Regions from separate parts of the Homo sapiens genome. Here region 2 is linked to region 1. Evidence: read pairs that join two places in POLR2A ChIA-PET (ENCODE). Cell type or tissue: A673. All regions are shown on one strand. Each heading gives the region's core, and the rest is flanking DNA. Links, peaks and the distances in the headings are about the cores only.

Evidence for each region. ChIA-PET counts read pairs that join two places held together with the same protein. Peaks named below come from ENCODE experiments on the same cell type or tissue, not always from the same donor. Only the 100,000 strongest peaks of a DNase experiment are listed, where the experiment ranks them.
Region 2: POLR2A ChIA-PET joins it to region 1 with 5 read pairs; 4 of 35 experiments call an interaction of 5 or more read pairs at or near these places.

The regions. Positions count from the first base shown.
Region 1 is chr13:108,943,462-108,947,461 of GRCh38, forward strand. The region is part of intron 16 of MYO16 (myosin XVI); the gene reads left to right. Among named protein-coding and RNA genes, the nearest start is that of MYO16-AS2, 160 kb to the right of the region's middle. In A673, for the core only: no CTCF peak of the experiment used is centred there; no DNase peak of the experiment used is centred there; H3K27ac peaks cover 789 bases.
Region 2 is chr13:109,788,350-109,794,179 of GRCh38, forward strand. It overlaps LOC124903211 (WAS/WASL-interacting protein family member 1-like), which reads left to right. Exons shown (of 2, transcript XM_047430835.1): 2 at 1-2,647. Among named protein-coding and RNA genes, the nearest start is that of IRS2, 4.7 kb to the left of the region's middle. In A673, for the core only: a CTCF peak has its summit at 3,180 (motif pointing left); DNase peaks (open chromatin) are centred at 1,182 and 3,142; H3K4me3 peaks cover 1,958 bases; H3K27ac peaks cover 2,055 bases.

The sequences.
Region 1 (4,000 bases), core at 1-4,000:
TTTTTATTTTTTTTGAGACGGAGTCTCACTTTGTCGCCCAGGCTGGAGTGCAGTGACACGATCTCGGCTCACTGCAACCTCTGCCTCCTGGGTTTAAGCGATTCTCCTGCCTCCCAAGTCGCTGGGATTACAGGCGTGAGTCACCACACCCAGCTAATTTAGTATTTTTAGTAGAGATGAGGTTTCACCATGTTGGCCAGGCTGGTCTCGAACTCCTGACCTCAAGTGATCCACCTGCCTCGGCCTCCCAAAGTGCTGGGATTATAGGTGTGAGCCACCACGCCTGGCTAATTTTTTGTATTTTTAGTAGAGATGGGGTTTCACCATGTTGGCCAGAATGGTCTCAATCTCCTGACCTCGTGATCCGCCCGCCTCGGCCTCCCAGAGTGCTGGGATTACAGGCGAGAGCCACCGCCACCGGCTTTGTTTCTTCTTTAGCTAAAATATGTCATTGATTCCAGTTAGTGGTGATTTCAGTTTCCGCAGGAAGAGATGTCCTCTCTGAAAATGGAACTTAGTGGGAAGTGAGAAGGACATTTAGAACAGTTGCGTTAGCAAATCAGCTGATCAGGGTTCCAGCCCCAAATAATCCGAACACAGCACAGCACATGAGGCTGAACTGTACTACAGGGTATTGTACTTCTGACTCTGTCTCGTCTAGATTTCTTCTTTCTCTGCTGTGACCACATATAGAGTTAATGCTTTTGAGCAGTGCTTGTTGTAAGAACATTCTTCTGGGAGATAAAAAAAAAATAATATTAGGTTAGAGCAAAAGCAATTGCAGTTTTTGTCATTACTTTTAATTACTTTTGTACCAACCTAATAGTAATTAAAGAAAGTAGCCCACCTTATTCTTAAATAAAACTTTTTAGGATCACCTGTTAAGATTGAAGAGGAAAAGGGAAAAAGGGAAGGGCACTCTCAACTGCATTTGATAATGACAACATTAAGACTACTTTTTCACTTTATTGGTTCATTTGTGTAATTTAATTTCCACCCCCCACTTAAAGTTTTTAATTCCCTAACAAATCAGAAGTAAATGTCTACTGATATAAATCTTGCTAATTTAGTTTTTATTTTCGTAAATGTTGAGATTTGTTGTTAACTGTTTGAAGTATTTGATACCTTAAATGTAATTATTGAAGTTAAGGCATTAAAAGCAGAAAATTGGGTGGAAAGATAGTATGAGAGCGATTACTAAAGAATAATGTCTAAAGAGCCTACAATATCATAATTCCATTTCAATTTATTTCTAAAGAAATATATACTTTGCATGTTTTAAAATTGAAGATATATTTGTCAGAGATGAAGCACCTGAGTTTAATCATATTTTCCTTATAACACTTTTATTAGTATTTTTAATGGGTGTAATTGGTTTAGACAACTGTAGAGTTATTTTCTAAATAGGAACAATATTGCAAAATGGCAGTAGTAATAGTAAATGAGTAACCCAGTTTTTGCTAGGTCATAATATTGCTTCATTTCCTAAGTGCGTGAGAAAGATATAACAGAATGCTAATTATTTCTCTGAGTCAACAAACATATTAAGCCCAGTATGCGTGCTTGTCTCGAAGTTTCCAGAATCCATCTTTTGTAAAACAGGTTTTAAATATTTTGTATTGATTCAGTATCTTTCTATGTAACTGATTGCTTCACAATATTCTTGTGTAACTTACTTCGATTTCTCACACTAACATCTCTAAATTAGAATATTACAACTGGAGCTGAAGCACATCAGTCCAAACTTTACTGACAATTAGTTTCAGAATTTTTCACTTTCCATTAATTTTTTAATGTAAATGTATGATGACATTTAGACAATGTGATTGGGTCTTTCTGGAAAATTTCTTTAATGTAGAAGTGATTGTGACCTGAAAGCACAATTCATGGCCAGGGACCACTTATTTGGAGGGTTATTCATTATTTGAACTTTGTTATTTCATAACTAGCGTTTCTTATTGAAAATATGTAGCATATAAGTAATCACAACAATGGTTCTGAAACACATCCTTGACTAGAAATTATTTTTAAAATAGGAGCCAAATCCTATGCAATAGAACATTAGGTGTCAAAATGGAACCCACATTTCTATTCTTTTTTTATCTTGACTTATTAGGATTAATTATAATTAACTAGGCATTTTTACTCAGCTTTTACATTTAGCAGAAAAGAAAATTTAGATTATTTAGTTTTATTTACTTTATGAGTCTATTCTGAAATAGCCAGATCCAATATCCTATTACTGATGTCATTTAGTTACATACATTGTTTTGGATAAGTTTACCTCAGTAGGTACAGCCTATATTTGAATACGTTTTTGTGGTTGAAAAAAAATCTTCCTGAATTTTACTTTTAAAGATTGCCTGTAGAGTGTACACGTTTTACTCATTTTAAGTTCTTCATTAAAATCTCAATTTTAATGAATCTTTAAAGCTGGAGGTGCTGATGTTTCTAATTAACATGTCAGAAAGGTGTTTAGCATGCTTCCCCCATGATATCCTGAAGCCAGACTTCTGAGCTGTGTACCTGGAAGGTGCGTCTGTGTGCCTGGGGGTAGACATGCCATTTTTTGAAGATAAAATTTGCTGTTTGTCTAATTATCTTATCAGTGAAGGCAATCAGACTAAGTAAGTGGAGTATTTAAATTTCTGTTTGTCAGTATTTTATTGTATCTCCATCCCTTCCCTCCTCCCCATTTTGTCATACTTCCTTCCAGAGCATCTCTGATCAATATTTGTATGTTTGTTTCTTATACTAAACTCTCTTTACTAGATAACTTTTCCTAATACGTTCTTTGTTAGAGTATTTGTTTCTTTTGATTTTGGCAAAAAAAAAAGGGGGTTTGACTTTTATGGCATAAATTTTTCACTTATTTTGACAACCTTTGACCAAAGGAAACGAGTAGAGCTGGTGTTCACTATGGACTTATCAGCCAGCTATGTATGGCACTTCCAGATATACTGGGAACCTATTGGGTAAAAATGTAACCAACTAGGTATACATATGGAAACTTTGAAATACATATGGAAACTTCCAGGTATGTGTAAACCTTCTGTACACCCAATATTAATTTAAATTTTATGAGAATCCACCAGGAATTTTAAGACATGATCTTTATCTGTAAACAAGTTCATGACATTTAATTTTTTGTTAAATAGGAGTTATTAAATATTTAAATGTATGAATAAGTGAAATGCGGAGAAGAGAGTGTATTGGTCAGGGTTCTCCAGAAAAACAGAGCCAATAGCCAAGAGGGTATGGATCTATACAGAGATAGAGATGGATTTTTTTTTTTATTGAGATATAGTCTCGCTCTGTCACCCAGGCTTGAGTGCAGTGGCAGGATCACAGCTCACTGCAGCCCCAGCCTCCTAAGCCCAAGTGATCCTCCCACTTCAGCCTCCCAAATAGCAGGGACTACAGTTACAGGCCACTATGCCCAGCTAATTTTTGTATTTCTTGTAGAGACTGGGTAATTAAAATTTTCTTTTAGTCCTGCTAAGCTGAAAGAGGTTGCTTAATACATTTGTGGGTTACATTCAGCGCGATGTTGTTCACACCATACTTTATCAGCATTTGATGAAGGTCAGGGGTGGGCCTGGATGAACCTGCCTAAGAATACCTTTGTCAGTAGTAACTATCTGTACATGGTCATGTGTCTGAATCAAATAAACTATAATATTTGCATATTACTAAAGTTTTGGTGAAGATGCCTATGTTAGTCGGTATTTAAGACACAGGGTTGGGTTGAAGTTTATCCTTCCTGTTGGTGCTGTGGACATGGCCTTACACATGCTTTCTGGTCACCTTCTCCCCTGAGGAGGACTTCAGCACCTGTTCAGCCTCGCCTGCGGCATATTTCTGTGTGCATGCGCGCTGCCCTCTTCCTGTACAGAACCCTCCCTAGGCTGAGGATGTCTTGGTGTGAGTTAGAGAAAGTTCTGCCCACCTCTCCCTCCAGTCAGATGCAGCTCCCCAGGCCTTGAGTTGTTAAACTAAT
Region 2 (5,830 bases), core at 1,034-5,033, 850 kb after region 1:
ATGTATACAGTTAGGATTATTGATCAGTAGCCTGAATTTGGGAAGAATAATCATTGTGGCAAATATCACCCAGTGTGCCTCAAAAAGGTGTGTTTAAAGTTGATCTTCCATTTTTAAATCATACCTTAAAAAAAAATACCTCAAGAAATGCCATTTTAAGTCTGTGCACCTATGTGTGCATGTGTGCGTGTTTGTTTATATAATAGATTGTGTGATTGTGTGTGTATAGGTATGTGTGTATGATTGTGTGTGTTGGGGGCGCCACCTTTATGAACATTATGCTTCGGCGTTCTTTTTAGATCTTGTTACCTTTTCTTACGTTCACAAATGTTGCCTAGCAATATGTCTAGTCAGGAAAGATGAAGGGATTCTTATCTTGGTGCTTGAAGAAAATGTGGTGTAGTTTTATTGGCTTTGTGATCACTTACATCCCACTTTTATGAGGATGTAAATGGGCCACCTCTATGTTCCTGTATGTTGCCAGCCATCAGTAGACAATGCTAAAGGAACCACCACTTTTAAACATCATGTGATGGTTTCTTCTGAGAAAGTATATTTTGCAATCTTTTTCTTTTTCATGTTGACTTTTATTATGCAGTTGCATTTTCATATCCGTATTGAACATTTACTTGCTGTGCCTGTCACACGCTAGCAGGTGTCATCTTTTCCTGTTTGCTTGTTTCTTGGGGCCATCCTAGTGTTAAAGGCCAGTGTTTTTAAGGTGTCAGCAGCTCTGGATTGGCAGTTAGCACTTTCCCCATGTACTGCCTCAGTTACCAGACTGGGGACAAAAGAGAGAAGGTTAAAGAATTATCACCTATGTCCGTGGTATTCTGTCATAGAGAGTATAAATTTCCTACAGCAAACTGGAAATTAATTGCAATTCTGCAGTTAGAACCTCCAAATACAAATGTGGATGATACAATTTCAATTCTCATTGAGAGTCAGCCCATGAAACAAACCAACAGTAAGAAACTCTGTAATTAGAAGTATCCCAGTCCTCTTCCTCAACCGAGGAACTTGTTTTCTTTCCCCCTTTCTATTGCCAGATAAGCTATTTATTTATTTAAAGCTTGTTCTACACCTTGTGATTTTCCAACTGTTCTTCCATACTTTTTCAACAAAAGTCAGCTAATAACATCTGCCAACATGCTCTGCACGCAGGACTGGCTGGGGCTGGCATGGCCTCTTGCCAGCAAACAGCCTGGTTGAAATTTTTTCTCATGGTCCAAGATCTTTCCTTGGAAGCTTTCTTTCCTTTCACAGCTAATAAAATGGCCATATCTTTCAGCAGGGAGTTTTTTCTGTTTGTTTGTTTTTTCTATTTTTAACAGAATCATATACAATAATGATTATTTTATTAGAAGTCTTCTGAAATAATTACTTTTCAAGAAAGAATCAATTATATAAAAGTGTAGAGATTTAAAAATATGTTACAGGTTCACAATACAAATACTAGTAGCACTACCAATAATGAACATCACTAATTATTTTCTTTGTTTCATATAGGAAAGGCAAGTATGGGAGGAGAAAGGTGAATAGCATTTTATTGCTTGTGAAATTTTCTTTCTTTTTTTAGTTCTTTGCCCTGTAGGTGTTTGACAGTATTTTGTATTTAGGTGAGCTCAATCTAAAAACTAAGCAGATTAAGTGGAATGCTATATAACTAGTTAGAATAGCTTTAATTTAAAAGGTATTTTAAGAGGGAAAGATTTTTAACTTCACAGGTTTCTGTCAAAGGATATATTTAATCTTTAAAATGAGTGGCACCATTTCATTATATTTCATTTTATTAGATAATGTTGTTCAGTAGCTCATTTGAGAAATTCCATTCCTCTGATGAACGAACTGTGGACAGACTTTTCCTCATCTAGGGTTTATAAGGAAACTTCTTGCACTTTACCAGCAAATTTATTTGCTAATGTTTCAACTGAAATTTCACAAGAGTTTTGTAACATGCTAACTCTGTGTATGGGCAACAGAATGACTTACATGAGAGAATATAACTGCTGTTTGGATCATTTGCTATGTATGGCATTGCAAACATTTAAAGTATCAGGATTTGTTAATGGAATTGATCAGCCCCTTGGAAATTATAAAGGCTTTCTACTTGTGTGTTTATTATTCTTGTTAAAAATATGGATCAGTCTCTTTCCTAAATGTTCATTTTATGAGGGAGGATTTTCTAAAATAAATGATTATTTAATGTGCATATATGATAGAACAAACTACTATAACTTTTTTAAAGTCTTATCAATTGAATTAATACTGTTTAGAAAAATATGTTGTAGTTACAAATGCAGCTAATCCAGTATTCTCAACATTTTTTCATTATAAATATAATTATGTTGAAGAAATACATAAATGCCCAATTAAAAAGTGACTGCGGTTAGGAGTTGAAAATATTTATTAATATGCCTCTGGATTTTGTTCTGTTTGAATTTTGAGAATGTGTTTCTAGATTTAAGAAGCAACACAAGCTTTTTTTCCCAGAAGGCTTCCTATTATTGAAATGGAAATTATACATTAATGACTGTATAACACTAGTAGATATTTTTAAAATGCAAGAGCATCTTCTTAGATCATTACTTTTCCTTGGAATGCTTGGCCCCTGTAATATAATACACCGGTATTTTGCATGATGAAATTGATGTCCTGTGTGTTGCTTCATGTTGCTATCCTAGCTGCCGATTAAAACGTTTTTTTTTTTTCATGCCAGAGCAGAACAAAATTGTCTGCTTCTCAATCTGCACATCATAAGCAGATGACATTAAAAATGTCTGTAAGATGACACAGCTATATTTTCTGGGAGAGGGCGGGAGGATGCTCAGCGAGGGTGGCCCGGAGTGTCCTTGTACAGAGTACAGATGTTATGAAGTGGGGAAGACCAGCCTGTGTTCATTGATTCACCTATTGATTCCAGGAGCAAGCTCACCCTGTTTCATACACTGCTCAGGAGGTAAACAGGAGGAAGGGAGCCAGCCTGGCTTTTTTGCCACATGCTCTGCTGTTTGGTAGAACTGTATTATAGTCAGAAACCTTCCGCTTTTCTGCAGTTGTTTGCATGCTGTTTCCAAGGCTAGCCCTCTGAGTCTGTTTTCTAGAGTTGTTTTGAAATTCAACCTAAAGATAACAGAGGAAATGTGACCCTCTCTTGTGAATGCTGCCACCAACTGGCAATGTTTCTTCCCAAGGCAGATTCAGGGTTCTGGCATGAGTTGTCACAAATACAGTGGTGGTTGCTTTGAGAGAAAGGTGCTTACAACCTGACATAAATTTGCTTTGCATGAAACTTTAAGGAAATTAATAGAAGTAAGATTAAACAAAGAAATTTTGATAGTGAGTGACTAAGAGCAATATCAGATGACAAATGAGGGAAGAGAACATTAATAAGTGCAATACTTTATTTTTTATGGTTGAATTAAGTATCAAGCAAATATGTTCATATTTTCTAATGCAATTTATATCCCAATTTGCATAGTTACTTATACAGTTTAATAGAAATGTATATCACTGCCCACTTAAGAGTTTAGAATACTAGCCAACAAAATAAAAACAAGAATCTAAATTCAGTATTATTTTAGAATGTTTACCTAATCAAAAATAAGTTATAATCAAGATTTGCTTATCTGGCAAGCCAAGTGTTTTTTAATTGTATTTCTCCCCTACATTGACCTTTAAGTCTCACATTCTTTTTAGGATAAGCCAAAGTCATCTTGAAAGATTGAAAAGCAAATTGGAAAAAGTAAGATAGGAAAGAAAACATACTCTGAAAATGACACATAACAAAAATGTATTTTAAAAACATAAATAACAAATGGCAATAAGCATCGAATGTCACTATCTTTTTGATTGCGTAAAATTATTTGAACTTACATACTCATTACTAATTTGGCAATTCTAAATTTACAAATTACACCTTCCTTCTTAACTGCTTTATTCTCAATCTTTAGGCATTGCAAATAGAAGATATTCAAGTTAGTCAAAGTGTTCAGAGCTGTTATTCAATAGAGTGAAGGGATCTGAAAACTTATTTGCTACTGAACATGTCGTTGAGGTACTTTTATGGATGAAAAAAAGTTGATATATAAAATATCAATAATAGTAATAGCTTGTGAGAGTAGTTTGTCAGTATACTCACAAAGATCATGAATTTGACGCTTACTAGTATGAGGGATAAATAAAAAACATTTTATAATATGTAGCTACCATAAAGATACGATTATGACACAACTGAGAATTGAGCGGTCTTTTAATTCTCCTTTTGAGTAATCTTTACCAACCTGTCCTCTGAGCCTCCGTGTATATGCTATGTTTAAGACCAATGATTAGCTATTTATACATGAATTTTCCATTTTTCCTTGTTCAAAACACTTTTGTCACACAAATAATATTAACTAAACTAAAGTGACTTGAGGGAGTATGGATTAATGAGGTTCACAAGAAAATAAATAAAGCAACAACTTGTGAAATTTAGGGCAGATGCCATTTATTGCCATTTCCCGCTGACTGTTAAGTAGAGATTTCAGTTCAGATAAACACATTCTAAGAATTACTACTGAAAGTGTAAACATCAGCCTGCATTTTAGTACTTGCTGGTTCTTTAGTAAAAATTTCGAATGTCAGCCCAAGGTTGTCTTGCTAAAAGAGAAAAAAAATAGGAATTATATATTGAAAACATCTTAAAATTATATTTTATACTACAAAAATTTCCTTTTAGGTAGTAAAAGTGAGAATTTAAAAACATGATTCTCACTGCTACTAAAAGCACACAGAAAATGAAATACATATTTTTGAGACTTGATACTTACCTGTTTTATTTTGATAAACTTGTACCTAGTTTTAAAGTTTCTTCACACTAAAAGTACACCACAATTTCAAAATGGCACCCTTGTCTCTCACAATATAAACTTTAAAGGAAATTAATATCTAGATCATCATTTTGCTTTGTTGTTTTAAATATCATCATGTTTTAGTTACAGAATAATACAAAAGTGGGCTCACCCTTTATCGTGAAGGTGCATTTATGGCATTTTCAATTCAAAATATAAAAATCCGCAAACATTGTTACTAAAAATGTGCTAGATATTTGTTAAGCCTCAAACGTATACTAAGAATTACCCAGAACATAGGTCTTTGCCCCATTAGCTTTCTGTCTAAGTAATAAGGCACTATTTTCCTCAACTATTTCTTTCCTCAAATATTTTTTTCTTGTGTCTTTTGTTACAATATTGCCACACATAATTTGAAGATAAAAATTGCCATATATTATAACCATCATCTGGCTTTTTTAAAAAAACTTTCTTAGTGCTTGATTTTAATGTCCAATGCTGCAATTTTACCTTCTTCTTACTAATGGTGTAGAGTAGAGAAAGTGACTTTTATCTCTGAGCTGAGGAAGTTTCTAAATTTCATTTCACAGAAATTAGTTTTAATGAGTCAAACAGTAATTCTATTTCTTTTATTTTTAGGTTGCTTCCTTTAGAAGGTACCGTTTTGGACTCTTGACGCTGCCTGGGTCCATAGTGTGAGGACCCATCTGTGTAGTAGAGAATAATACTCAATAGATGTAGTGATGTAGTTATGCTGTGTGGTGGTAAATTCATTCTAACCCAGTGAAATGTTGGATTCGGTCAAATTTATCAACGTTTCTTAAGCACCTACTTTGTACTAGACACTGATCCTGTGGACATCAAAATGCAAACCGACCACAACCACTCAGCTGTGTCTGCTGGGAAAGGCCCTCCTCTGTGCGTCTCTCCTGCTCCCACGCCTGTTAGTGGGTCAGTGAAATACGCAAGACCCTGGCTTTGCTTTACTCAAGCCTTTT